Regions from separate parts of the Mus musculus genome. Here all the other regions are linked to region 3. The links are chromatin loops, found by intact Hi-C in ENCODE. Cell type or tissue: heart. All regions are shown on one strand.

The links. Peaks named below come from ENCODE experiments on the same cell type or tissue, not always from the same donor. Only the 100,000 strongest peaks of a DNase experiment are listed, where the experiment ranks them.
Region 1: a loop joins it to region 3, with 4 times the contacts of the local background. A loop is called at or near these places in 8 of 42 quality-filtered maps.
Region 2: a loop joins it to region 3, with 2.1 times the contacts of the local background. A loop is called at or near these places in 5 of 42 quality-filtered maps.
Region 4: it touches region 3 in a loop (2.6-fold over the local background); 6 of 42 quality-filtered maps call a loop at or near these places.
Region 5: a loop joins it to region 3, with 2.6 times the contacts of the local background. A loop is called at or near these places in 2 of 42 quality-filtered maps.

Annotation. Positions count from the first base shown.
Region 1 is chr5:52,062,508-52,067,507 of GRCm38, forward strand. It overlaps a transcript of Ppargc1a not described here. Among named protein-coding and RNA genes, the nearest start is that of Gm40302, 65 kb to the right of the region's middle. In heart, a CTCF peak has its summit at 2,732 (motif pointing left); no DNase peak of the experiment used is centred here; H3K27me3 peaks cover 377 bases.
Region 2 is chr5:51,663,238-51,668,237 of GRCm38, forward strand. It overlaps a transcript of Ppargc1a not described here. Among named protein-coding and RNA genes, the nearest start is that of Ppargc1a, 110 kb to the left of the region's middle. In heart, no CTCF peak of the experiment used is centred here; a DNase peak (open chromatin) is centred at 2,204.
Region 3 is chr5:51,597,807-51,602,806 of GRCm38, forward strand. It overlaps a transcript of Ppargc1a not described here. Among named protein-coding and RNA genes, the nearest start is that of Ppargc1a, 46 kb to the left of the region's middle. In heart, a CTCF peak has its summit at 1,935; no DNase peak of the experiment used is centred here; H3K27ac peaks cover 534 bases.
Region 4 is chr5:51,906,145-51,911,144 of GRCm38, forward strand. It overlaps a transcript of Ppargc1a not described here. Among named protein-coding and RNA genes, the nearest start is that of Gm40302, 220 kb to the right of the region's middle. In heart, a CTCF peak has its summit at 2,839; a DNase peak (open chromatin) is centred at 2,997.
Region 5 is chr5:51,037,436-51,042,435 of GRCm38, forward strand. No RefSeq gene overlaps it. Among named protein-coding and RNA genes, the nearest start is that of Gm29924, 250 kb to the right of the region's middle. In heart, a CTCF peak has its summit at 2,334 (motif pointing right); no DNase peak of the experiment used is centred here.

The DNA of each region.
Region 1 (5,000 bases), 460 kb after region 3:
TAAAAATCTTAGCCCATGGAAAGCAGTGTCTCCCATTAGAAGCTTCCAGAATGTGAATGCCCAGCATTTGGTAGACAGTAGAATACTCAGGAGACTGGGGTTCCAGAGTTAACAGGCGGTGAGAGATGAACCCACTCAAACAGGGAGGGAGTCACAAGAAGAGAAATGTGAAGACAGGAAGTGAAGAAGTATTAATAACTGTTGGGTAGGGAAGAAATGAAAGGGAAAAGGTCACAAAACCAGGAAGGGAACTGAGGAGATAGTATGTTAGAGAAGAAAAGCAAGAGAGGGAGCCATGGTCTGAGTCCCACTTGCAGGGCTAAGGACTTCACTGGATCGGCCTGTTTTGAACTTGGCTTCCTTTCCAGGCATAGCTTTGCTCTGCTCCTGAAGGACTCCCAGAAGTCTCCCTGAGACACAGTGGTCACTGCCACCAGATATATTCTGTGACCTACACTGGTGAGGCCAAAAGAGGTGGTCGGTGACCAGCTTCTACCTCTCGGCTAACTTCCCTAATCACCTGCTTGGGTCCCACGTGGGTCAAGGCCAACTGCATAAAGATACTTAGTAAAAGATATTTCATTGACATATGTTTCTATTGCAGTTCAAGTCTGGAAACCATCCAAAGGGCCAAGAATTGGGGCTGGTGAAATAAATTATGATATATTCATCTGGTAGGTCACTCTGCAGTCATTAAAAATTACGACATGGTAATAATTTACTGACACATAAAATGTATACAATCTATTGCTCTTCAAAAGCAAATTACAAAGCATAATCTCTCTTTAAAATCACATAAGCACAACAATATATACATATATTGTTTGTGTGTGTGTATATATATAAACATATTTATATACATTATGATGTACATCTCTAACTCTCAACAAAAATGGTGACTTATCTTATTTCAGTCTGCTCTTCTATAATCGCTCATTTTTCTAGAATGAACATTTGTTGTAACTAAAACTTTTTATTTATTTTCACAATTTCATGCATTCATATACACTTACATATACGCAGTATTCTGATCATATTCTCCCCCCTCTTATCCACTCTCCCTGGACTCCCCCTTTCTTCCCAGCAAGCTCATTCCTGTTTTCTTGTCTTCTTTTGTTAACATGGATATTTTTAAGTGAAATAGATTCTATATGTCTCTCATTTCTCATGTCCCCTCCAAATTACGCTAATTATCTAGTTTTTTTGTTTTTTTAGGAATGTGGATCACATCAATCTTTTAAAATGTGGCTATTATTCATTATATATAAGATTTGAAATTTTAAGAGTTAACGTTCTCCATGGAACCTCACTAACCACCCTTTAACCCAAATCAGACAACCTGGACTCTAGCAGCCAAGGCTCTAGAAGGTTCTTAGTCTTCGTGCCTCATGCTGTAATTCAGTGATACTGGCCACCCCAGTGAGCTCAAGACTAAGGATAGGTTGACTGAAATCAAATCAGTCCCCATCCTTCCAACTTGGAAAGATACACACATCTCTGAAGCTATCCCAGTCTTCTACACATCAGAGCAGACAGAGTCGTTTGTTTCAACACCGTGAGATAACCCAGCTCCCTGGTAGTTTTATCTGTGGGTTGAACAAGTGTGTACTGAAGTCCGACTATGAACAAGCCAGTCTCTACAGCAACCCAGGGGCTCCAATGAGAAGCAGTGTTGACTGTCTCTACCTTCATGTCCCCTTACCAAGCCATTTCACAAACAATGACACACATGGGTCACAAACCAACAGGTATAGTTCTCTATGGAGCTTTGAAGCCATTAGAGCCCAAGCCAGGGGCTGACTCAAGACCACAGCCATGTCTTTACATGCTAAATAATAATAGCCATTTCACAGACTTAGGCTACACAGTACTGTCTGACACATAGTAGGATCTCAACAGGCACAGCCATTGCTGTTTCTACTCTATTATTTGTGGGAGAACTCTTAAGCAGCTTTTCCTAGTGTTATTTTGATAGGAAATTTCATTTCACCAGACACTTTTCAATGTTGATCAATAGCAAAGCTTTCACCAATTAGGCCAAATCTACTGATTCCCTGTCCAAATTGCTAAAAAATTGACAATTCTTGTATTTTGAAAGCAAATTGTTTTTCCTCTTTTTTTTTAATGTTTGATACTCTTACTAGAATCTCCTTTGAGGCAGGAATGAGGCTTTTAGGATTCACATATTCCACTTCTGTTTGTAAAAGGGAAAGTAGAAAGCACTCCTCTGGAAGATAATATATTTTTCTCAGTGGTTAGAAACAGAGGAAACAACTGGAAGGAGAAGGCTGGCACACAGAGAGATGCTGTGACATTTCCCAGCTTCCAGAACTCTGCCGTCGCTGTGAAGAGAACATTTCCAGTACATAAACACCAAAGAAAAAGGTAGGGTCAGGAGACCATCTGTCGTCCAGCTGGAGCAAAGACTACAGCTCAGAACCCACTTCTCACTTCAACTAGCACGGGTCCCAACAAATCCTCAATGTTCACAAGTGCGCACACCATGGCACGGATGGCAAACCTCACATCCTAACCAAATAAGCTTCTTTGCCTGCAGCAGCCTTGACACACGGAGCATGCAGCAAGCTCCGAAGAGCCATGCCATCCAGGGAGGTCAGAGACACACAGGCTGTCCTTTTCCCATCTTGAGCCTTGGAGGACTTCCTTAATGGCACAGCCGAACTATGTAACTGTGACCACACTTCCTTGTGGCTGCAGTGCCACCTAGTGGCCAGGTGAGCTAGGCGTGCACCAGTTCTCCTCGGTCTGAAAAGGCAACTTGCATCAGCTGCCTCTTCAGTTCTTCCCGAGGAGGAGCAGGAGTGGCTGGTGCACGTGACAGCCGGAATTAGGAATCATCAGGGTCCTAGCACATTCAAACTATTTCCTGATTATAATCGCGCCCAAATCAACCAGGAGAGACAAAAGAGGAGAGAAAAGATCCTGCCAACTTTAGGTTTTCATGTCCAAATGCATCCTCATGCGAGCTCACGACTGCACAGTTACTTACAGCTAAATCCAGGCAACCCTGAGCCCTTTCAAATTTCTCAGGCCTGAAATTACATAAATAAAATTATTTTCAAGAAAAAAAAAAAAGACCAAGTCTAAAGGTTCTAAAGACCTGTAATGAGATTCCTCTTTTCTCTTTTCCATAAATGTTTCTGTCAGTCCCTGGCATTTCTGATGCCATCAGACAATCACAACAGAATCGAAGCTTCACCCTGCAGAGGACAACTGAAAACATGTACATACCTTGTCGAGGTGTCAATTTAAATAATGTGATTTGTTTGGGGCTTAACCTGAGGGTACACAACCTAATTCAGTTCGTTTTTTAAAACCCAAATTATGCTGGTTAATAGCCTGCTGGAGCTCAGAACAGAATGTGCGCATCGCCGCTAAATATTCCATATTAAAAATAGTTTGTGATGGGATATGCTTTTTTTAATTAAAAGTTTAATGTACATTAACATTTTTAGATGAAAAACTGACAATCCGAGAACAGCTCTAAATTCTCCTTTGATTGTTTTTCCAGGGCACTGGAGGCCATGATGGAGCTACATAAATAGGCAAACACCAAGTCGATTCAAAGACTCATTTCTGTCCTGCCACGTCGCCTCCCTCTTAACCCTCCGGTGGTTTCCTTGCACAGAACCCGGTCGTGCACAGACTTCTGGCTAAGATGCCAAGTCAGGGCATCTGCCTTTACTTCTGACCCAAGCTTTCCAAGAAAGATCAGCGTATCTGTCCTCTCGAGAGACCCTCTGTGGGATCTATCATGTAAACAGATGATGCTTCCGTGCCTACTGTCTGCACGCACCAGTGCGCCAACCCTCCTCCGCCCACTAACTAGCCTTTACTGTTGCCAGGTGTCTCAGGCTATTTAGGTTCCTATAACAAAACACCTTAGACTGGACAGCATACAGACACCAGGATCACATCTCATAGTTCTGAGTCTAGAAAGCCAATAATCACGGTAGAATAGTCAGGTGTCTCCTCAGACCTGCTTCCTGCTTCATAGACGGCATCATCTAGCTGTGTGTATCTAGATGCACCAGGTAAATGGGGCTAGCTTCTTCCAGCCTATTTATGAAAGCCCTAACTTCCCTCACAAGGAGAGACTGGCATCCAAAGTCTCTCCTTATGACACTACTGGGATTGTAAATGTGGGTTTCTACATGTGATGCCTACTCCCCACCATGAAACACACATTTGAGACTACAGCACCAGATCCAGCAAAAAGAAAAGTCAGACACCAATTAAGTTCAACTTTCAGATTTAAAAAACAAATGTTTTTTTTAGTAGAAGCATGCTCCAATATAATTAATATTGGGGGTATATTTATACTAAAACATGATCATTGGTCTGTGTAGTGGCTATTCCTGGTTGTCAACTTGACTCTATCTGGAGTAAACTACAATGCAGAATTGGAGGGCTCACTTGTGATCCAGATCTTGAGGCTGGAAGACATAAGTTTCTGACCTGGATCTTGGCATGGAGATCTTGAGGTATAGTGGTCATGAAAGCTTAAGCCTAGGCAAGGTAGTACATGCCTTTTAATCCCAGGAGACTAAGGCAAGAACATCTCTGTGTTCAAGGTCAGCCTGGGACAAAGCAAGTCCGAGATTTAGGCATGGTGGTACACACCTTTAATATGGGCCACACCTTCTCCTGGAAGCCTACATAAGGACACTGGGAGAAGGAAGATTCACTCTTCTTCAACTGCTAGCACTTACTTGCCAGCACATCTGTTGGAATCTACATCTTCAGTATTCAAGTTTATACAAAGACCAGATTAAACAACTAGCCTGTGGGACTGATCTTGGACTTCCAATCCACAACTGCCCATTGCTAGGTTATTGGACTACAGAGTGTAAGTCATCACAATAAGTTCCCTTAGTATCGAGAGACATTCCATAAGTTCTGTTGACTCTAGGGAACCCTGACTAATGCAATCTGGAATTCAAGTTTAATGTATATTCTATTCTCGATCCAAACCCCAA
Region 2 (5,000 bases), 65 kb after region 3:
CTGTTAGAAATCAACTCAACATTAATACTTCCAAAAGAGCCCTCTCTACATGCAGTGCTGTAGTCGACAAAAGAGATGGTTCAAGACATTTACTTTGATTTAATGTTAAACTTGCAAGTAAATACATAAAGCCTTGGTGTCATAAAGCTAATTTAAAAGGGACATTTCTCCTTATGGCTCCCTGGAGTATTACAGATTCTCTGGTATTCTTCTGCCATCGTGTAGGATGCATTAAAGGACTGAAGCCATAATTGTGGGTATCAGAATACATGGGTCAATGGGATAAATCATCTAAATGAATTGGTTGATACAACTTCAAGTCCTTGGTAATAAGTTCTCCATATCCCTGGCAGGTGGGCAGAAAGCCCTAGAATAAATCCAGTTTTGAGAACAGCAGATGAGGGAATTCAAACAGATTTCCCAAACATGGCAATTTTTACACACAAGACAATTTTCACTTTGCAAAGCTATTCCTAGAAAATAGAAAATAATAAATATAGACAAAATGATACATGAATTGAAACATAAGTATGTCAGGTCTGGTAGTGATATTTAGGAAGCCAGGGAAGAAGTATCATGAGTTCAAGGCCAGACTGAGCAATTTAGGCTCTACTTTAAAATACAGAGCAAAGTAAGGGTAAGAATGTTCAAGGTCCAAGGTTCAAATCCCAGTACCACAAAAATAAAGTAATAAATAAATAAAACTTATACTATGGACTTTTTCAAAATTCTGTAATAATGATGTGTATTGTTTATGGTTATCAATAATTTCTCCTTACAGCAACAATAAAAAAAATTAAATCTAACTGGAAAATATGTACCAGTTTAATAGCAGCCAACATAGGCCAAGATTTTAAGGTGATCAAGTTTTTATGATTGCCTCTCTATAAAAGAGAAAACAAAAAAAAAGACAAAATAACAGAGAAAGTCTAGTGAAGGTTATACAAGATAATACTATCTTATTAATCTACAGTGATTTTTAGACAACAAGAATTTAAGATAATACAGCTTTTACACTGAGCTCAGTTCCAATTATACTGACAATTTTGGGTAAGCAAAATTCATGCAGAGTACACTGGATATATATATATATATATATATTTCTGTCTGGTTCAGATTTCTGTGCATTACCGCTCATAAAATATGTATGATTTTATCACTTCCTAAGAACAAGAGGTTGCTTCCCTTTAGAGTAGGAAAGACAGGGGAAAGCTATAGAATCAATAACGCTCTTCACTAAATGCTGGGGGAGCTTAATGAGCGGACTGGATTTCAATGTTTCCATCTCTCTTAGTTGTCAAGTTGGAGGACAATTTCCATGATTAAAATTCCAAATGGGAGATAGTGACCAAAATCAGAAATGAGAACGCCATCCACATCATACTGAACCCACATGTATGTATTTACTTATTACAGTAAAGGCTGCTATGGTAGCAAGGAACCCTAGAGATCCTTCCACCTATGAGGTTCTTTTTGGGGGGGGGGTGCTATTTACCCACAACAAAGCCAACAGCATTTTCAGTCCTTCTACAAAGGACATATCCATAAGACCACCCAGGCTGTTTCCCAGTTATCTGTCTAAGCTTGTATCCCCTGACCGCTGCTGTGCAAGTTATTGCTGTATTAGATGATGTTGAACATATTTGATATGAAAGCATTGTCTGTGTGCTCCTAGTATCTAACGAGTCTCTCCCCCAGAGTTGCCAGCGAGGTGCTGATTAATTAACTGAAGTAGTGAAGCTGAATCATACAACAGCTGTTTCGAGACTTGTCATTAGCTTGGTCTCCTTTCCTGTCTATTAGCTTTCTCACAGCTCTGCCGCTGAAATGCAAACCTGGGGAACTCACCATTAACACTCCACCTTAACACCAATGCCCTGGTGGGTGCAAAAGGGACATAAGAGTCCAGCTGAGTTTTAATTTAAGGGAAACTAGACGGAGAAGAGAAAAGCCAAGTGAGGATAGGACTCTAGAAACTCCCCAGAAGTCAGTGTGTCCTGTCATTAGTCTTTGGCAGGTGACAACAAGACTGCCCTTTGCATGACACATCAGAGGGGAATTGACAGATCTCAGAAGCTGGTGGGACAGTTCCAATACTCCCTCCTGAGACCTCGTGCCGGAGGAAGACGCCCTTTGCCATCCTGAGATGGGGGAGGACTGCAGAGCAGGGGCAGATGTAGAAGCTCCTCTGGAATGGTGACAGTTGGCAGAGCATTCCAACCTGTGGCCCTCTGCTGTCCCCAAGAACGGGACAGTTATTCAGAGCGGCAGATCTATATTAAGCAGCAGATTGGAGGGAGGGCTGAGCTGATGTGACACAAGCTCACTATTACGTGTTCTAAGGTAAGGAGCAGGGGACAGACCAAAGGAAAATGCCAAGAAATTTCATAAGTTCCTTCCTCTTCTCCTTCTTGACTCTTTTCTTTATTTTCTACTTCCCTTTTCCCTTTCTTCTTCCTTCTTTTTTCCTTCCTCCTATCTTCCTATTAACCTCTTTTCTACTTCCTTCCCTTTCTATTTCTCTTTCTTGCCTCTGCCATTCTTGCCTTCCTTCTCCCTTTCTTACTCCCTTCTTCTTTTCCTTTCTCCATCCATCTGTCCTTCCATTTCTTCCTTCTCTTCCCCCCTCTTTTCTTTGCTACCCATCCCTCCCTTTGTCCTTTTCTTTTCCTTAGTTTTTTCTCTCTTTCCCTTAAATACATTCCTAGGTCTACCTACAGATCCCATGAAAAGCAATGTTTGCTTCCACATGGCAGTTACCAATACCAATCTATAGCAACCTATGCCCAGTTCATCCTAGGTACCAGCTGGTAACCCCACTAAGCTCTGCCTATTCCCTCTGACATGAATCGAAAGGACTCAGTACAGAGAGCATGGTTATAGCTGTCATGGCCGCCCTTTACCATTGGGTTTGCTGGGGTCTGGTTCCCATCAGATTCACTTTATCACAAGCAACTAAACATGTCCTCGACTCTCAAAAGAATGAAAATTAAAGATGTACTTAAATAGCAACTAATCAGGTCATTAGGGCATATAATAAAGAAGCCAACTGCACCCCCCCCCAAATGCAGCAGGTGCTTTTTGTGTTAATGAAGCAGATAAATGCAGCAATGAATGCGCTGCTACAGACAGAGCATCTGCCTTGTGATAAAATTAAGTCTTGTGACAGAAATAAATCACTGTGGGGGAGACTGTAAGCTATTATCCAATAGGAATTTTTTTTCTTATTTTCTTATGTGACAGGATGTATTGGATTCCCCAACACAAGGCAGCTAAGTGCACCCACAATTTGATGATAAATCAGAACGACTGCAGGACTAGAAATTTAACAGCTACTTATTTTTCTGCGATGTGGAGATAAGGGGAAAATTTTAGTGAGTATCTGTTAAATTGAGAATCACTTTTTTTTTCTGATAGTTTGATCCTCCGATTCGGTGTCATATCATCACACAATGCCAACAACCAGCAGTGAGGAAAATAGATTTTGGACTAAGATAAATAAGGAAGCTACTTATCTCCCTCTTTTTCTTCCAATATTCAGTTTTATCTAAAGGGTACCATAGAAAGGCTACTTCTGACATAAAAATATACAGTTCTTATTATACGTCCCTTTTTATCCCCTTCAGTGGTTCTTAAAATGGCAATAACAGTGTGTTTTTCTCTTTAAAATATTTTCATAGTTGAGTAATACAAAAGGAAAAAATCCATATATCATGTTAACAACACACAGAAACTAATAGAGAGGAGGATGAGTTTACCATGTTTGATAAACGTGGCTGGTAAAAACATACCTGCACATGTCCATGATTCCCTTTGCAATACCCTACAAATGTGTGGAAGTGGAGGCAAATGATCTGTTTCCACAGGCTGTAACTCTTTTTTGCACATTGAGTTTTTACAGTACCCTGAGTCCATGACTAACCTTTGCACCGATCACTATCATGTCCAATGAAGCCTTTGGAAGCAACAGAGAGCTAGGAGTGACTGATACTTTTCTTTTCTTCCTCATTCTATTTTTTTTTAAGTGAAAACTCCGTACTGTACATCTTCAAAAGGAACCCCATCCATTGTATAAAGACACAGTAATGATCTACGGACTAACGTAATGGAGGAAACTGGGAAATAATGTGATTTTTATTTAAGTGCAGCTATACTTCCAAAGACAGACTAAACCATTTCATTGTAAATGAAATGAAGCCCATGATAAAGCTGCTGTTAGGGAGTCCCTTTCTCCCTACATTTTGTAGTATAGACGGGTGAAGGTGGAGATACATTAAACATTCATCATGGATAATTACGGATCTCCTTCAGGAACTTCAGCCTGTCTTCAGAGAGAGCTAATTCCACATAGCAACACAAGGAAAGCTGTAAAAGAACCATAAACATACAGTTGACACTACCCTTTAATTAGAGTGTGCTGCCAAAGTGGATGCTAGAGAACCAAAGAGAGATGTAATGACTCTATCAGCTCAAGAAGAAAGGGGCATGAGGAGGCAAATCACAGACTAAGCACAAGGCTTACCAAGGACCTAAGCCAGGAGAACATGCTGCCCGTGGCTTGGCGCGACTGTCCCGAAGAGTCATTCACTGTGGCTTATTATTCGCTTACGGTGATTCATACAAATTGGGGAATCACAATGGAAGGCAGAAGCTGAAGACAGACATTAGGTGAGGACCTGGAAACCTGGCCCACATCTCTGCTATATCACTGCATTGATCCAGAGACATCATCCCCAGAGAGAAGAAATCAGTCAGTAATCTTGAAGTTTGCTGCTGAGTTGGTTAAAGGGGGGGTGGGGGAGTTGATAAAAATAGCCAGTGTAAGATCCTGGGGTAACCCCAATATTAATTATCTTTCTAGTTATTTTTGCTACAACAACATAAGCAAAATAACTAGAGGCACAGTATTAAATTGGCATATTCTCCGCAGGAGCCACAAGACAAAGGACCAGAAAAGACATTTGGCAGCATCCTTCATCTTCTGACACTGCCCAGCGGTT
Region 3 (5,000 bases):
ACAGATACAGTGAAGGATAGTTGCTACAGTAACAAGCCGTAAACATCAATGTGCACTTAACTGTGTAGCTTTCCCAACCACATCTTCTTTTTACATGGTGGGAGAGGCAAGAAGGAGTGAGATCAAGAGACAGGGGGCAGGAGGAGAGAGAGAGAGAGAGAGAGAGAGAGAGAGAGAGAGAGAGAGAGAGAGAGAGACTGTGAATGAGAGTACAAGACACTATAAGATGGATGATTTAAATACCCCTGTGGTCCACATGTAGCTTTAGCTTCTCCTGATTTATTTTACCTTCTCTATCCCTGCGGTACTTTTACAAGTGAGATCCATGTTTCATTTATTTAATGTTTTCTCCCACTAACATAAGACACTGATTAATCTTCAAAATACTCCCATGCAGCATGCTCGGCTTCAAAGTGCTACTGCCCAGTCTTCGTCAGAAAATTGGGGCAGAAAGTTCCATCACTTCTGCCCAAAGCAAAACTTGGCCCTAGGCCAGAGGTAGAAGTGTGGATCAGACCCAAGAGTTCCCATTCCCAACCCAGAAGTTCTGTCTTCTCCTTACTAGAACAAACAAACAAACAAACAAACAAACAAACAAACAAGATATAGACACTACTGACATCCTTTAACAATTTGTCATTGTTAAAGCCTATCAGTAACAGGCTTCCCTCTTCTAGAAAGGTCGGAAGGTACTGTTGACTTGTCAATCCATGAACACCATTCCATTGTTGAACTACTATTCCCACAGTCCCTGAATGTCTGAAAGAGTCAAAATCCAGTTGTGGGCAGAAACTACTTTGCTAGCTCTCATTTCTCCATGAGGAAGAAGAAAGCCGGAAAATGCTGATAGTTTTTGCCTTCTCGTCACCAGCTATTCATTTATCTGTCTTCTCATGATTTGGGATCAATCCCCTTGCACCATTTCCCAGAGGGAAGTCCCTTGACAAACATCCCATTCATCTCGATAGGACTTGGAAAAGTCAGAAAAATCTGCATGAGCACAACTGGGCTCAGAGACTGGTCCAAGAGAAACTATCTGTTATGGTCACATGGGAAGTTTGAGATGGCTAAGACAGTCCTATGAGATCCAGGCTCAAGGCTCCAGGGACTTAACTGGGAAAAATGAGTGCACAAAGGAAGTGTAAGAATTGCACAGAGACAGAAAAACCAGTGAGAATGAGGGGATTTGTTTGTTTGTTTGTTTTTGTTTTGTTTTGTTTTGCTTAGGGTAGCTTTTGGATCTTACAGTGTATTTCATTTCAGCATCTTTGAGTATTCCAAAAAAGAGATGTTAGAAATAGTCTGTAGTACCTTGAACAGTCACTATGGGAAAGCACGGGCCTCAAAGGACACATCTTCATTTAGAAGGAATAAATCCTTTTAGTACTATTTCACTCTCCAGCTGTTCTTTGAATGACCCCTGTGTCACATGATTATTCCCTTGTATATGTTACTATGATAGTCATATAGAAACATATCTTCAAGGAACTTGGTATGGAGACAGCAAAAACTGGTTTTCAAGAATGGACTTAATTCTTCAGTGCTAAGGCAGTCAAGAGAATAGAATAATGTAGCCTGACAATGGCTACAAGGGCCTCCTGGAAAAATAGACTACATAAAATTCAATGCACAACATACGGGAAGGCAAGAACATTAAAGATAAGAGATGGATGCTTCACAGAGAGGAAGTATGGTAAGCCCTTTGAAAAGATAGGCGTCTCAAAGAAAAGATGAAAATTTACACAAGAATCTTAGAACCAAATAAATGTCAAAGAAGTGAAAAAAGGCAGAGAAGTACACTATACAGCCCTTCAGGAAATTACAATCAGAGCGGGGAAGGAGGTGCAAGGAGACACTGTGTCTGCTGCCCAGCAAGCATCAGAATTTGCTAGCAGTATGATATCTTGTGGCTGCCCGTCGGGTGCCCCCTTGGTGTCAAGAGAAGCCTCCACAGCTGCGCTTGCTTAGATGTTCAGTGAGGCTATTTTGGGCTGGATGGGATGCATGGTGATGATTGCCCGGCCTGGGCAGCTTACCCACTGTTGCTTTTTAGCATTCTGTTTTCCTTGTCATTTAGCTTTCTACCGTACAATTACTCAAATAAGGAAAAAAAAAGGAAGAAGAACATGGCTACATCTTATTTTTAGTACTCAAATCAATGGTGGCAACCTCCTCTGCATTTCAATAGGAACTTTGCATATCAAAATCTTCCAAAATAAAGCATAGTAAACATATTAAAATTCATAATGAGATTTTTCAGTGCTGTCTCAAAATGTTTGTTTGTTTTGAAATACTGAATTGGCTCAGCCCAAATTAAAGACTAATGCACCGACAGATGGGCGACAATAATGTTTTGATGCAACAAGCACCCACGGAAATGCGCATCTCACCTTCTCACCCTGTAGGTCAAAGAACACTTAGAAAACAATAACAGCTACATTTTATTGCTAAACCTGGTCCTTGTAAAGGACCTAAAAGCACATTGCAGAAGCAAGCAGAACCCCAGGGATCTTTGGTATTTGGAGCTCCTTGGGGGTCCTCTGTCTTTGGGGAATGGATTTTTTACCCTGAGACTAGTATGAGAGATCTCTCCAGGTCGTGGGTAACAGTGCTCCCATAAGCAATATTGACAAACACCATTGCTGGGACCCAAGCAAACAATAGCACAGTTTACCTCTCCCACCATTCTACATGAAGGTGACATTACCTTAGCATTACAAGAGAGATCACTGAGATCCAAGGACACATCACTAGTGAGAAAATTTTGGATGAAGAATCTTCTAATCTAGTTCTTCTTCCAAAAGTAGCCAGTGTTGGACTCTTCATTAGTTTAGTCCACCTCTTTTCTCTCTCTTATAAGCAATCACAGAAATACTTCACAGATTCAAAAATATATCACCTTGTATCTCCTCTAGAGATAACCTTGTATAATGCCTAGGATCTCCTCAGGAACTCCAAGTTCTCAACCACCCCCGTACACCTAAATTGCGAAAATATAGTCAGCAATTTAAGAAAGCCTATGCAAATTACTTGAGTATTTCTTCAATTAGTAATGAGTCCAACACTCATCTAGAGAGGTGAAAGAAATACCTTCTCTGTCATGATGTACTCAAGAGATATAAACAAATGAGCAACTGCAAGATAACTTCCTCCTCCTCCTCATCTTCCTCCTCCTCATCCTCCTCCTCCTCCAGCTTAAAACTACCACTGGGCCCACAAGAATGTGGAAGGGAGTGTGCCAGGCTACCTGCCAACTTCTGCCAAACTCCAGAAGGAGGTGATAGCCCACTGAAGACTTATAAAATAAGTGGGATCTTTTTAATGTGGCTTCAATGGGCAATTGTCAAAAGGAGAAGGAGAAACAGTCTAGATTCCACTTGAAAAAAATGCCACAGCTATGGCTATCTCTCTTTAAAAATCAAATGAAGCACCAGCCTCTTGCGCTCGCTGACTCGCTGCACTTTTGATAGTGCTGGATGCATTGCAAGTGAACGCAGCAACAGACGCTTCATGTAATGACATGACATGGACAAAGAAGAAAGTGAAACCCTCAGCTGATGTAATATGTGTAGTTAGCCAGTAAATGCAACCATCTCACTCTCTGAGCTTCTTGACAACATAGCCCCAGGTCTCACAGAGACAGCTCATATGAGTCAATTCTACATTTCCCAGGACTTTCTTGTTTGCTTGCTACTTAAATATCCTGGCTTAAGATCACTCCCCCTTAGACCCTTTAGCACAGTAGGAAGCAGATAAACTGTGAAGCTCTGGATATAAAGATTTTTCCACAATCCATAGGCTAAAATTGTAACTTCCTAGGGATACCCCCATACTAAAGTTTGTCAAACAGGGGCCTTCTGTAAATGTGGAATTCTGGACAGGTGGCATTGCTGAGCATGTAAGAACACTTGATGTACAACCATGATGACCTAGGTTTGACATTGATTTTCTCAGAACCCACATAAAAGTGAAGAAGAGAAAGAATTCCACAAAGCTGTCCTTTGACTTCCATAGACATGCCCCTATTTACAAAAATTATAGCTCATGCCTTTAATTCCAGCCCTTGGGAGGCAGAGGCAAGCAGATTTCTGAGTTTGAGGCCAGCCTGGTCTACAAAGTGAGTTCCAGGACAGCCAGGGCTATACAGAGAAACCCTGTCTTGAAAAAAAACAAACAAAAATTATATACACACAATTGTAAATAATTCAGGATTTTGAAAAGCAGAATTCTGAATAACTAAGAGCAAATTTTTAGTGGCTTATGTCTGATACAAACTAACCAACCACCACTGCTTTGTAAGGTGGAGGACAAAATTTGATGTATAGATTAGAGCACTGGTTCTCAACCTGTAGGTTCCCATCCCTTTGCGGGGCAGTTGCATGACCCTTCCATAGGGGTCACATATCAGATATGTACATTACAGTTCATAATGGTAGCCACATTATAGTTATGAAGTAGTAATAAAAATAATGTTATGGTTGTCAATAACCACAATATGAGGAACTATAAAGCGTTGCAGCCTTAGAAAGGTTGAGAACCACTGGCTTAGAGTATTACACCCTTCAGACTGGATCAGATAAGCAGCTGATTAAAAATCAACTGACAAAGAAACAAGTAATTTCCAGACCATCTCTAAAATAGAAACCATCGCCCACCTTTAACCTTGGTCCTAAATAGACATACAAACTCTGCAGATGGGATATATATTCCACTTCACATATATTCCTACTAGAAAGGAGAATGGCTCTGGTGACACATTTCCATGTCAGAGGGCATGGACTGCTGCTTTTTTGGAGTATGTATTCTGATTCAAGACTACTCTAACTTTATGGGAGTCATGCACAGTCCCAGGGCACAGTGTCACACTAAGTAGGCTTCAAACCCATCCATCCTACCATGGGTTATTTCCCTGGGTCCTTGTTGGATATAGTCACTTAAAAAACTCACTACAAGAACCCAGCTACAACATTGCCCACCACTACAATAGCATTATAAGGAAT
Region 4 (5,000 bases), 310 kb after region 3:
GCGTATTAGTTGGAGCCATTCTCCTGCTTCAACCAAAGCCAGAGCCATTCAACAACACATTCACCACCAACGCAAAACTTAAACACAAAAGTGACTGCAGCCACTTCCTGAGCATCCATTAACTAGGAAGTGCTGTGCTCAGTCCTCCCCACATGTCATCTACTTGAATCTTCATTCTGACCCTATGAGGAAAGCCCTGGCTTAAAGAGCAGTTCCCACTGCTTGTAACCAGAGAGACGGGATTCCAACCCAGGGTGTCTGACTCCCAAGTCTGTGCCCATTTCATTGACATTATTATAAATTCCCTCTACCATAGCCCAGTTGGATGCAGCCTCCTGCTCTCCCCTATCAGGTGCCCTTCTCCCCCCGCCCCCCACCCCCGGAACTTGGTAACTCTACACTGTAATATAATTCTGTAGCTGTTTATCTGCCCTGCGACCCACCCCCATTATTCAGGGTAACTGTTCCTACTTTACGCATTTTGAAAGCAAAACCGTTCTAAAATTTCCCAGATTTTGAGAAAGGTTTGCAATACACTAGACTAAACAGTTTCTTTACAGCTCTGGTCATCTTTAACAACACCAAATACTGTCATGTTCTGTGATGTAAACATGACCGCAGGGCAGGCTTTCTCTGAGTGGTGTGTGGGGGGGTGACTGTTAAAAACCCTGACTCCCAAGTCCCTTCCCGGATCTATTGAATCAGAACCTCTGGGTTAAGGGGCAGGAATCATTCCAATTTAAGAACCACAGCCTTAGGGGATGTACAGGCTTTTGACCCTGCTTAACACTCCCAGATACAGCAGGACTCTTGTTCTCAGGCCTGCTTTTCATGCTTTTTCCAACCTCTCCCACCCTTCAACTTGACAGCTCTCTCTTTTCACTGCCAACCGACATGGCTGGATGAATATCTCCAATTTCTTCTTCTACCAACTAATGTCATGATGTCTAAAATGTTTTTTTTTTTTTTTTTTTTCTGTAGCTGTAGCACACTTTCTTGCAAACTGTTAGCAGATGCCCACAATGAAGCATCTTATCTCAGGGCTGTTTTATGGGCCTGAGAGAACCACCAGGGTGTCCCTCCCTAGTCCGTGGTCTCCATCAACACAACCTTCCCCACATCCTTGGCTAAGAACAGTGGAATAGGTGTCTGGCACATCTGATCATACTTTGTGACAGATACCTTATTTTTAACATCTGGTCAAGGCTATCAGAAAAGGGGGAAGAGAAGTCATATTAATTAGTTGGTGTCGTCCAAAACCATAGTATAACTATTTCAGTTTAAGACTATATCCCTAATTTACAGCAGAGCCACTGTGGTGTGTTTGAAAAGTCACCTCTTACAGTGAATATTCCTACTGTGGGAAACAGTGATCTCTGTACTAATAATTACACTACCATCTACTTTTGAAAGGCTCGCGTGAAAACTAAGTCAGGGGAATTTGTCTTAAAAAAAAAATCTCCTCTGTAGAAGAGAATGTCACAGTATCCCAGAAAAATCTTCTAACCTTTAAGTTTTAGTTATCTTATATTGACCACGTTCTTAGGATGTTGGTATGCTATCTAAAAATAAGATTTAAGAAGTAGGTTTTAAACTGTGGGTTTTTTTTTTTAATTGTAAGAAAAGTTCTTTTAATGTTGCTATTGACTTTCTTTCCAACACTGATAAGTTTGAAACACAGAATTTAGGAGGTAAATTCGACATTATGGATATGAAGTCAAAAGGTGGAAAGGTCGTTTGGAAGCTACGATGTGATGGGAAGATGTCAATGTTGGTAATCAGAGCAAGGTTCACAGTTGTATATGCAGAAAAAAGACACAATATCAGCAGGTTGGTAGACACGGGTTAGAAGTCTCTTTGGGGGCTAGTCTGTCAACTTCCGTAGGTTTCAAGTTCTTCAAAAGAAAGGGGGCAAGGGAGTTTATACATATATACAACTAAAGTTCAGTCAGACATGAACAAGAATGAAGCCACTGGATTCAACCAGATGTGGGTCACGGTGAAGGACATGAAGCATTGAAGGCTTGAAGAAAGACTAAGGAAGCACTTATCTGATCCTTAGGGTGACAGTCACTTTAGTAGTCTAGTAGCTATGCACCTCACTTGCCTAGGGCTTACCCTAGAAGCCAACAAAAGCAAATACATCTATACTCACAAACTGCCCGTGGCAACCACTCCTGACTCCTTAAAGCCAAATTTGCTGGTGTCATTCACCCAGTGAGTCCACTTGGTGCTATGTAAGTACCCAGTGATAGAAATCTGCTCTGTGCTCCTACACCGATCTGAATTCCAAACCAATGGGTAAGAAGCCAGACTGTATGTTTATGAGAAACAAGATACACAGGAGATAGGCCAGTTCCTGCCATCGAAAATATCTCTGCTATTCACTAGGCGCCATTTTGAAATATTTTTTGTTCCCGTCGTGATCATTATAGATGTATAGATGTTTCTGCCTATTTCCCAATTCGATTGAACTATTGCAAGTCAAGAGTTCATACTACCTAATCTTTGTTTCTTTGACATCTAGGAGAGAGTGGTACCTGAGGAGTCAACAAATATTTCTTGAATGGTGGATCCTAAGTCTCTTTATTCACTTTTCCTCCAGGATTTGCTATAGTTCGCATAGATATGAAGCCTTAACCTAGAGTGCCTGATTACCATAGCCACTGTCTATTAGAGACTTATGTTATACCTGTGCTTCCTAAGGTCTTTCCATATATTAACTCAAATAGACCTCACACCAAGATGTGACTAGTAAACTTCTCCTTTTACGAGTAAGCAAAAAAGAAAAGGCTATTTTTATCAGTCACACAAAAAGAAGCCATACCAGATTTGACCTCCAGGAGGCTCCACTGAGCTACCACCCAAGGACACACAGAATGGAGCTTCCTGAGTTGAACACGTTCAGGTCACTTCATCTAAATATCACCAAGGGGACTTTCAGAGAAGCAATTCGCAACCCGCCTGCCCTGGGCAAGCAGGTCAGACTTTGGGACTTCCTGTTTCAATTCACCTTTCTAAATCCAACGGACTAAAAATAACCACAAGGGACGAGTCTCCAGAACCGCAACAGGAGCTGCAAAACACTGCAGAGGACATGTCCGGGAGAGAATGGTCCTCGCATTTGAAAATACTGCCTGTGCTTTTCAGCATCAGCAAGTTGTGTGTTGTGACGAGGAAACCAAGTTTCCAATTATTGGAATTCCATAGTGTATTTAGTTATGCAATTATCTTACTGTATTAACAAACGCTAAAGCACAGCCGCGGTTGCTTGAGACTCAGGCAATTTTTGGAAGAACAAAATTTATTCTTTCCCTTAGTTGATTACTTCTCAGGAGTCCATCCGTTCCTCTGGATTATAGAAATGATTCTATTTTTGAACTGCTTCATTCAGAAATATAAAGCAAGCCAGACCCTCACTGTTTGCCAATCCAAATTTAACCCCAGTACAAACTAAACATATTTCGTCGAGGGGTGGGGTTGGGGGGAGAAATGTCCACAAAATTCACATCATTTTCTCCCATGAACTGCTTCAGGCTCTTTTTCTCTTTTGAAATTCCAATGACTATAGTGTAAATAGAAATTTTAAAAAGTGGTTGTACAAATTGCATGCTTTCAGTGATGTGAACACAAATGCATTTCTGTTCATTTGCTTAATAAGAATTTATCCCCACAAAGTTCATAAATCAGGCTGTAAAGCCTGGAGCACACCATCAAAACATCAAAAATAGGTGTTCTCTGATGCCTCCGTTGCTACAGCAAATGTGAAATGCAATCATGCGAAATTAAACATTCCATACGTCTTCTATTCATTCTCTAACTCTCTCCCTATACTCCAAATAGGCTATCACACTTTGAGTTTAAGGGGACAGAAAGGGAATCAAATTTCTTGTTTCTGGAAGCATTTACAAGTAATAGGTCTTTTCATTTAGAGCTTTTCAGCTAAGAATCACCAGGCTGTTTACACATAAAACATAATTAACCCATACAGTCTGCTACATCCCTGCCTAACAGGAACTCTCCCTGATGATGAAGAGGAGAGCTGTTCTTATATTTTCTCAGCCTGAATGTGGTCCAGGTTTTTAGAGGTGATGTCTCATTTCCTTGTGTGTGACTAAGAGGTATCATCTCACAGAGGAAAACCCGGCCCTTCCTTCCCAAAAGGTAACAATAGAAGACAGACTCTGGACTCTGATACTTTCCCTTTTGAAATTAGTCACAGAACGGGTGAGATAAGCCATATTATTTGCCTCTGCTTTGGTTTGGGAGTGGTAAGATTTGGGATCGTAACAGTTCCTATGCCACAGGACAGCTGGGATATGATGAGATATAATTCACTTGTTTTAGCATCCAGCCTTAGCAGTGTTAGCAGTTATTATCAAGCCACTTACCTATGACACCTGAAAGTTCTATCACAATGACCTCACGAGAGTCTCACCATCTTCCCACAAAGCACTGGAAGTATATGCTATTACTCCAAATCTTCTGATGGAGGGGGGATTTCAGACAGGCCCACCAACACTCAGAACTTGAACCCCTGGATGCCAGGTTAGCATATTTCCACTATGCCTCTTTCTATCTAGGGAAAGTCAACAGACTGGTTCAGACAGGTCTCTGCTTATTTTGTGGGGGAGAATAGAGGGGTCTTGTTTGAAAGGAGACATAAAAAACATGCTGCTGCCAAAGTCTGACTTGCATAGAAAAAAAAAAAAAAAAAAAAAAGATCCCGATAGGCAGGAGACAGGACAACAAGACACCATCATCCTGATTTCTGCTAACTATGAAATGAAAGTTAATTTCATGCTTTGCATCCACAGACAAAAAGGTTCAGAGCTGTTTAAATTCTCTTCAGCCCAATGACAGTTGGTAAACAGGAAGCTTCGTGTTCTAATGCTTGAGATCACCCTTTGGATCTCAATATATTATTTATGCACCCGGCTTAAGATAAACAACAACTCTGAAGTAGGTGAGTGGTCTCATTTAGCATGAACTTTTTTTTC
Region 5 (5,000 bases), 560 kb before region 3:
CTGCATGAAAGGGACCCCAAATATTTCCCAGAAGAGAACCCCTTATGTGAGCTTTGTCTTATTTGAGCTTCTTAATGCTTTTCCATCTCTATCAATCTGCTTTGGGGGAAGACCTAAGTGCTAATGCTTTAGTTGTTCTAAATTTGCAGCAGGTTGGTAGAAGACATTATTTCCCTTGTGATCTTTATGGTTTAACTTGGAAATCAGACACAGAGGCAAATGTACACACATGCCATCTCTAGAGGTGCCCATCATAACGAGGATCTGTAATTCTGTGATTAACAGCCCTTCCACACACATATTATCCTTTGAAATTGAGACGTTACATCTAATGGCTTGTCTAATTTTCTGGTAACCTTCAGCACAGGTAAATCAGTTGTTATTCATCAGAGACACAGAAAAATGCCCACTGTGTAGAGAGTTTCCAAAAATGAGCATATGATTATACCTACATCTAATAAATTTGTCTTAAGGAAAAGAATTGTTCCCATGCTATGGTGATTTGGATATGTTTGGCACCTGGAATGGGACTCTTAGGAGGTGTGTGGCCTTGTTGGAGTAGCTGTTACCTTATTGGATGAAGTATGTCACTGTGGTGTTGGGCAATAAGACTTTCCCTCCTCCTAACCACATAGGAACCAGTCATCTCCTGTTTGCCTTGGGAACAAGATGTTGAACTCTCAGCTCCTCCTGTGTCATGCCTGTCTGGGTACTGCCATGCCCCAACCTTGATGATAATGGGCTGAACTTCTGAACCTATAAGTCAGCCCTAATTAAATTTATCCTTTTAAGAGTTGCCTTGGTCATTGTAAAACCCTAACTAAGACATATGCCATGAGTGAAATAAAACATTTTTCCAAAAGTAACCAAACCAGACTATTTTTGACAGCCATTGTGTCAACCTGAGAGTTTTCTAAAACATGGCTGTCTTTTCAACAGCAGAGCTTTCAAGATCACAATTACCCATGGATGACCTCCAGCCATAAAATATAAGGGAAATTGATAATGAAGATAAGAATCAACTTATATGTCATTTTAAGAAAGTAGTAAAATCTAAATCAATGAAAAGTATATGACAAAATTTGGAGCTGTGACAAAAGGATGGACCATCTAATGATTGCCATATCCAGGGATCCATCCCATAATCAGCTTCCAAACGCTGACACCATTGCATACACTAGCAAGATTTTGCTGTAAGGACCCAGATATAGCTGTCTCTTGTGAGACTATGCCGGGGTCTAGCAAACACAGAAATGGATGCTCACAGTCAGCTATTGGATGGGTCACACGGCCCCCAATGGAGGAGCTAGAGAAAGTACCCAAGGAGCTAAAGGGAACTGCAACCCTATATGTGGAACAACAATATGAACTAACCAGTACCCCGGAGCTCTTGTCTCTAGCTGCATATGTATCAAAAGATGGCCTAGTCAGCCATCACTGGAAAAAGAGGCCCTGTGGACTTGCAAACTTTATATGCCCCAGTACAGGGGAACGCCAGGGCCAAAAAGGGGGAGTGGGTGGGTAGGGGATTGGGGGGTGGGTATGGGGGACTTTTGGGATAGCATTGGAAATGTAAACAAGGAAAATACCTAATTAAAAAAAAAAAAGAAAAGTATATGACAAAAAAACTGCTAAGCTTTAAACTGGAAAGGTTATTGGCTTCTTTTCCTTGGCTTCATCAGAGAACTGGAATTCCTGTGTTTTAACAGGGAAAAATTGCAAATGTTTGATTATATCATTTGCCTAGCTCTAGTCTTAATTTTGTGCTTGATTTAAGGAGTGCTATCTCACTGTGATACATGAATCTCCTGATCCTGCTAGACAATGAGATATTAGGAATGAGCAACTCTGGAGACATCTCCCCATTCCAGTATGTTATTGATTGTGAAGAATTGTTTAGGCCTACTTTGAACCATACTTGGATAAGGAGAAGAACATCTCTCCTTTCAAGGCAGATATTTATCCAAGCATAAAAGTAACCTAGGAGGCAAGTTCAGTTGCTAACTGAAAGAGTCCAGGCATATATCTCTGGTCCTCTGCATCTTCCCCTGCTATATGACCATTTCAGTGGGTTACTCTCAAGCTTAAAGGAGATGGACAATCCATGACAGATATTTGGCTTTTAAGCGACACTGAGGAATTTTGTTTCTCCATCACATCTATAGGTAACTCCTTCCATCTACATAGTAACATCTCTTTGGTTGACTATCCTCATCTACAGATTGTGGTTGAGACCGCAGGAGCCCTGTGTTTCCTGAAGCAGCTGCGCCTCCTCCACTCTCTTGTAATTCTGGCTATTGTTCTCTACATGTCTCACTAGGGGCATGCACCAGATGGCAGTGTCCCATTGAGGACAAGGATCCTCCTGGCCTTACCGCTTACTGACCAACTAAGTGACCAGTTGCTTTGCCATCTCTATGTGTGTTACAGGTCAATGGCATTAGCCTTGGGGCCTAGTTGATGTTCAATGTAAAAATAAACACTGGGAGGACTTCTACGCACGTTCTATTCCCCTTCAGTGGCAAAGTGTTTCATTTGCAAGGTCAATTGGAAAAGGTACATATGTAACTGGCGTAGTAAACAAGCACTTCAAATAGGTTTCTGTCAATGTTTACATTTCTACACACTTCAGCAACTACATAAGAGCCTTCCCAGCCGCTCAGACACACACTGCCAGGCACAGAACCACAGGCATTTGTAATTCAGACTCATTACCTATGAGAAGCTCTTCCATAGAACAGACAAATTTCATGGTGTTGACAATAGTAGAACATGATCCTGGTTATGTTATTTATTAACAGTGACCCTTTTTTAATGTGCCAGTGTTGGAATTAATATGTTTTAAAGATTTTACTAGGTCCACTTGTCTTCAGCTAAGAGCTCTAAAAACTCATGATGGCCAAGAGCCTTCCACTGAAAACTGCAATGAATGTTCCTACTATGCTACAGTCCACTGTGTATGCAGTTGTGGAGGTGTTTACCACAGCTACCTTTTAACACGAAGCTGGGAACACTGGAGTTTTTGTTACCTTTATTCATTTATCATCCCAATTTTACTCTAGGCTGCTGCCAGGCTCTTGAAAAGTCTAAGCACGGCTAAGGCACCCTTCTCACTCCGAAGGGCCATAAGTTTAATAAAAGGTTAATGATCAGCGAGAGTTTAAGCTTCTGCTAAGCAAGTGTGCTGCGAGTTCCTGAGCATGTGTGGTGTGTGTGTGTGTGTGTGTGTGTGTGTGTGCTTGCCCACACATTCCTGTCTTTGTTGCTGCTTTGCAAGGAGCTTGTGAGCTGACCGCTGAGTCATTTACACAAGGGCTGTGTGTGCTGTCTGGTGCAGGATTATGATGGCTGAAATGATAGAAAGTTGCTGTGAATTTCTTCCCAAGCCACACATCATCCGGGATTGCCAAGTTGAAAAAAAATTATAACCGAAGTAGATTTCCTCTTGTCACCTTTTCTCTCCTTGATTCTTACTTGCCCTTTACTCTGTCCTGAGCTACCCTGCAGCCTCTGACCAGGGGCAGTCATGTGCCCTCTGGTGACCTCTAAGGCCTCAGAGGAATCTGATTTTCCTACAGACGGCTGCCAGCTTGGTCTTGGGAATCCGATCCACTCTTGGATCTTTTGCAGGCTCCACAGTGGCATTTCAGAGTAGGCGCCATCCAGATCTCTGCCTCGCTTGTGCCCCAATATGTACAAGGACACTGCCTTGGCATTTCAAAGACCAGCACTGCCCCTGGGGAGGCTTGCTGTCCCCAGCAGTCCAGATGCCAACACCAGCACAAGTGCAATGAAGAAACAGCTTAGTGGGTGGCCGGGCCAGTTGAGTCCCTGTGGTGCCTATTAGAACAGAGTATGGCGACATAGCCCAGTTTAAGCTCAGCTGGATAACTGCCTGAGATTTAGTAAAGCGGGGCTCCCAAACGTGTTCTTCTTTTTTCCCAAAGTGTTAAGGATTGTGCTTCTGTACGAGACAGAAGAAATGGAGTAGACCTAGAAATGCTGGCTCCCTGTGACATTGTGATTTTGAGGAGAATGCAGAGGTAACCTAATGATTGGCCATTTCCAGAACTCATATGAGCTGAGATGGAGCCTGGAAATCTGCATTGTTTCAAAACGCAAGGCATGTTTTTCTGAGGCAGCCTGGGAATCATGACTTAAAATTTCTTCCTGACTCAAAACAGTATTAGTCTGCTATTTCCAGGAGGCCAAACCTAAGAGCAGCCTACAAGGTCACATGAGAAGACAGGAGGAGGGCCAGGCCGGACCTTAGTTCTCTTGGCAACTTGTCCACGGCCTGTTCTCCATTCTGAGCTGACTCAGACCCAGCCCAGTGCATGCCATATGAGCTTCAAAGGGCAGGTGATGACTGCGCTCCTTGTGGCCAAGGCAGATGGGTGCTTACAAAGCTTTTAGGAGGCTCTGAAAATAACAGTCATTGTCAAGAGAGCTGCAAAAGGGGAACCAGAGGGAAAAGGAACCAGGAGTCAGGGACTGAAACGATAAAACAATACACAGTGCTAAAAATGTATGGAGATAACAAAGAGTTAGTCAGAGAGGCAGGCATGGCTAGGTTCTTTGTTGAGTCATGCCCATGATCATTCAACATTAGTCGTGGAACTGGAGAAACTAGCCAGGCAGAGGTTTATTTGGAGAAAGGGGTAGACTCACCTCTTTTAATTCTACAAGAAGGTAAAGGTCATAAGGTGGGGAGGCAGAGGAATGGTCATATGCAAATAGCACTGAGCTACCCTGTAAAGTACTTAGGTTTTCTAATTAACCCGCTTGGGGGAAAAAAATGTATCTCTAAGTCATCGTCAAGATGTAAAGCCAAAGAGAAAACTCAAACTACCTTTGAGTTGCTGAGCATGTGAGCTATACCAGACAGACTTTTGCTGTCTGTCCCCTGGAAACAGTGAAAGTGACATTGAAGTCTTGGGAGGGGTCTCCACATATATTCATTCATTCACGTTTGATAACATGCAAAGGTATAATACTCT